Regions from separate parts of the Homo sapiens genome. Here region 2 is linked to region 1. The links are chromatin loops, found by intact Hi-C in ENCODE. Cell type or tissue: mucosa of descending colon. All regions are shown on one strand.

The links. A loop is a pair of places that touch in the nucleus more often than their neighbours do. Peaks named below come from ENCODE experiments on the same cell type or tissue, not always from the same donor. Only the 100,000 strongest peaks of a DNase experiment are listed, where the experiment ranks them.
Region 2: it touches region 1 in a loop (24-fold over the local background); 48 of 110 quality-filtered maps call a loop at or near these places.

Annotation. Positions count from the first base shown.
Region 1 is chrX:8,741,857-8,744,356 of GRCh38, forward strand. No RefSeq gene overlaps it. Among named protein-coding and RNA genes, the nearest start is that of ANOS1, 11 kb to the left of the region's middle. In mucosa of descending colon, no CTCF peak of the experiment used is centred here; a DNase peak (open chromatin) is centred at 1,470.
Region 2 is chrX:8,814,138-8,816,637 of GRCh38, forward strand. No RefSeq gene overlaps it. Among named protein-coding and RNA genes, the nearest start is that of FAM9A, 14 kb to the left of the region's middle. In mucosa of descending colon, a CTCF peak has its summit at 1,477 (motif pointing left); no DNase peak of the experiment used is centred here.

The sequences.
Region 1 (2,500 bases):
GCAGGAATTGAGGACACTGTTGCTCTACCTTACAGAGCCCAGTCAGTACTGGGGCTCTGTCTTCTCTCTATGCTGTGAAAACCAGAATCTCGTTTGCCAGTCCTGACTTGGTGTCCACTTGGGTGAGGGGCTCTGGCCCAGGTGTGGGTCATTTATTTTTGACCGGGGCCCACCACAGACCCTGAGTTTCCTTCCCAGAGATGAAGACTCTGCTTTGGGTCAAGCAGCTATGCAAAGAGGCGGTGTCTACGAGTGGCTCCTTGGGGGCCTTTCCCTAGTTGCTCTGCAGAGCTGTAAGATTTGCATGTGTCTCTCTCAACCACCTCTGCCCTGAGCTTTCACTACGCTACGTAAGACCAACTCCCTGTTGGGCGTTTCCAAGGGCGAGACACACGCACAATCCTGCCTCAGGAACCCAGCCCCCATTGCCCAGTGCAGGAAGCGTGCCTGGCCTATTGCAAAAGTACCCAAGACGGTCAATTAAATAAAAGCTGCTGAAAGCATAGAGCCTGCAAAAGACTGCCTGGGTATGAACCCCAGTCGACCCTGTGGAAGCTTTTAGAAGTGTGGACTTGGGGATATTATATATGTTCTCTGTAGCTCAGTGTTCTCAAATGGAAAATGGGAAAAACATACCAACTTTGTGGTGTCATAAGTATTCACTGAGTTAATATCGGTGAACACCACCGGAAGTGTTAGCTCTTATCACGTCTTTCTAAAATTAGGATATGCTATTATTGTTGCCCTCTTTAAAAATCATGGCTGGATCCCCCCTGCTGATGTGACAGTTGTTTATCATGCAGTAAGAGTTGCTTTATAATGTCTTCCCTCCTCAAAGTTCATCTTTCCCCAGACCCATCAGTGTCAGCCACGCTACGGAAGAACTAAACAGCTGGCGCCTTCACGCTGTCACTCCATGCCCATGCCAGTGGTGGATGTTGCTCTCTCCCCTGAAATGGTCGTCTCTCCTCTTGGCCTGCCAACCCTGGTGCACTGAGAAATGTATTATTGTCCCCACCTTAGGTAACTGTATTGTCCTATGGGCAGCCTTTTCTAACATTCTCAGATGACACCTCCTGAGTATTTTCTTCATGCTGTTCATTTTTATTATGTTCGCCACGCCTTATCAAGTCTTTGTTTACATGTCCATGTCCATCTCCACTTCTTATGGCTGATGGCTATTTCTGATAGGCGCTCAACAAATTATTTGCCTGGAACTGGAAATACTCGACACTCCTCAATTTGCGGCCTCTTTTTTTCTTACAACTTCTTAATTGTTGTATTCAATATGTAATTTTTACTCTAGGTGTTCAGAAGTATGATATAAGAATTTACGAATAGCATAAACGTTATCTGAAATTATGGAGGCCTAAACCCAAAATTCATCAGACCACATTCTCTCTGCTTCCCAGAATGTATTAGTAGTTTGGCTGATTTAATGCTGGCTGTCCTGGTTACACTTGCCAGCAGGGGGCACCAAAGGGCTACCCTGGGAGAAAGCCCCAGAACTTGCTTCCAAAGTCAGAGTTGACACTGGAGCCTGAAGTTCCCTCATAGACAAGACACCTTCGAAGACAAAGCTTAAGATGGCAATAATGAATTATCCTCCAGCAAAGCCTGAAGAGGACCAGCGAAGCAAGGAAGGAAATCCTCAAACCATTACCTGAGAGACAAATCAGGTGTCAGATCAAAGATGAATTTAGTATTAGAGAGATACTTCTTAAGTAAAGCACAAAATGCATTAACTAAAAAAAGATAGAGAGGCCGGGCGCAGTGGCTCACATCTGTAATCTCAGCACTTTGGGAGGCCGAGGCGGGAGGATTGCCTGAGGTCAGGAGTTCGAGACCAGTCTGGCGAACATGGTGAAACCCCGTCTCTACTAAAAATACAAAAAAAAAAAAAAAAAAAAAAAAAAAAAAAAAATTAGCCGGGCATGGTGGCGTGTGCCTGTAATCCCAGCTATCCAGGAAGCTGAGGCAGGGGAATTGCTTGAACCAGGGAGGTGGAGGTTGTAGTGAGCCGAGATCATGCCACTGCACTCCAGCCTGGTGACAGAGCAAGACTCCATCAAAAAAACAAAACAAAACAAAACAAACAAACAAACAAAAAACAGAGAGAGAGAAAATTTCAATCCACTTGGTCATGTTAAAATTAAGGCATATTGTTTACCAAAGACATCTTAAAGAAAGAAAAGAGACTAATTACAATGTGGTAGAAAATGCCTTCACAATACACACCAGACAAAGTGTTGGAATAAAGAATATGGAATTAATTCCTACACATGAAAAGAAAAGAGCACAAACAGAACAAAAAAAAAAAAGAGAAAATCTTATAAACAGGCATGGACAGAGGAAGAAACGTGTTTCTAAAAGACATGTTTAGCATCATTGGTGATTGGAAAAAATATAAAATAAGCCCACACTCTCTGTTATTTTTTACTTTGGCAACAATTTAATAAAAGTCTGACCATGCTAATTCAGCTGCAATTTAGAAGTCTGA
Region 2 (2,500 bases), 72 kb after region 1:
GCCTGAACTAGTATGGGTTAATAATCCTGATTTGATCAAATGCAACTGATGATGTATGGATCTACCAGATCTTCATGTTACTTTGGATTAAAACATGCAGAATAAAAATATTCTACATGATTTCTTTTAGATTTCATGTGTTGTTCAATACCAATGGAAACCTAATTTACCAAAACACATAATACTATATATACTTAAATTATAGTCGATCCCATGTTATTTCATCTTATAAAATGTTTAATATTCTCCCATTAATAGCACATAAAATTATATGGGCTACTGGGCTGATTAACTTTTAGTTTTGTATTCTTTATTTTTTTTATGCAACAAACAGGAAAAGTAAGATCATAATGCCTAACAGAATTAGTAGATTTAAGTCTGAATTATTATAGATGGTCCTTAATTAATTATTCCCAAAAGCCTAACACCAACACCCATATTTACCAAAAGAATATTATGCCATTTATCATATTCCCTGCTTAATAAGAACTTGTAGTTTTTTACATCACACTACAATACTGCAAATTTTAAAATGCGGAACAACATACAGATTTATTCTTGTTTATGTAGTCTATAATAAAAAGTGGATAGGCTCATTTAATTAGCTGTTGATTGCTTTTGTTAATCAGTCTTATAAAAATGTCTATTGTAATCTATTTCTCAGTAGGTCTTATCATGTTTTATGAAAGGCATAGTAGCTCATTTATTTGAATTGAACTATTTAGCCTGACTGTTTTGACAAAAGGAGGTCTGATATGGTTAAGTACTTTGTTTTGTTTTTGTTTTTGTTTTGTCACTCTATCATCCAGGTTGGAGTGCAGTGGTGCTATCATAGCTCACTGCAGCCTTGACCTCCCAGGCTCAGTCAATTCTCCCACCTCAGCCTCCTGAGAAGCTGGGACTACAGCACCACCAAGTCTGGCTCACTTCTTAATTTAAAATTTTTTGTGTGTGTGGAGACAGAATCTCACTGTGTTGCTCAGGCTGATCTCGAACTCCTGGCAGCAAGGATTCCTCTCCCCTTGGCCTCCCAAAGTACAAAGATTAAAGGCGTGAGCCATGCCTGGCCTGAGTACTTCGAAAAGAGGACTGATTTGCTAACTGAAAAGAGGACTAATTTGAAATTTCCCATATATTGGAAAGCCTTGCACATAGATCTAAGATTTTGACAAAAACATGCATAAAGTAGATTTTTATTTTAAAAAATATCACCTTGGGAAAGGCTTATTATAATTCAACAATATTACAATTGTTCTCAACCCTGTGTTTATTGGAATAAAAAAATCCCTCTATAGGAAAGATTAACATGTAAAATTAATACTCATAGTAATGAGTAATAAATCCCTTTGAAATTCAGTGTTTCCAAATCTTTGTGTTCTCCAAATTGAAGGAATGGTCAATAGTGGTTCTCATGAGGAGGGGGATTGTTCAGGGAAGATTTGGCAGTGTGGAGGTACTTTTGGTCACCACAACTAGGAATATACTACTGACATCTAGTGGTAGAAGCCAGGAATGCAGCAAAACATCCTACAATGAATACACAGGACAGTCCTCCCTCCCCTCCAGGAATTATCCAGCCCCCAATGTCAATAGTGCCAAAGGTGAGAGACCATTATATATGAATATGTAAATAAATAATAACAGAAAAATGGAGGAAACCTCCACTGATCCCATTAAGAGATTCATGTCAATGAATTTTATTGAAAAATGATCAATGTTTATGTTTTAATCATATATACTTATATTTTAAATGCTGTATCTTATGTTGTTTTGATTAACTATGTGATAATAATAAATGTATTAATAACACAAGCTACAGGAAAGTTTTTAAACTCTTAGAGTCTTGTGGTTGCAAGAATTTTTGAAAAGTAAATATTTACAATTTGATGCAGTTTTGTTTTAGGTAAGTAAAATAAGTTATCAATAAAAGATTTTCAAATATCAAATAATATAACTTTAAGATAAAATTGTCTGAGGAGAGCAGAATAGAAATTAAACCCCAAGGAAAAAAACAAATGATTGAAAATTCTCCCCTGTTAAAGAAGAGCATTTTTAGGGATTTTAATTAACTATAACAGGTGTCAAACTGTTATGATAATTAGCTTACATCGGAAAAGTTTAAAAGCGTGATGTTGCAGCTCTGTCTTTAAATATTTACATTTGGAATATGCCAGAAATTTCATTCTTTCCATCTAGTTAAAATTATGATGTCAAATTGTAGATGTAACTAAAATGTGCCGGGAGATGCACAGGTTGGCAAGATTCTTTTAGAGAGTATTCAGGTAAAAATGTTTGAATACCACTGTTGTACAGAGCTGATCCAATTCCCTAAAATCGAGCTCTCAGGAAGTTAATTAAGGTTCCCCCTTTAGCCATAGGGGCCTGCAGACAAGTGGGTGATAAATCCCTTCCCTTTTGAAGGTCATAAGCCCCTTTCTGTCTCTTGTAGCCTAAAAGCATTTTGAACATCAACTTTACAAATCCAAATAGTCATCATGAT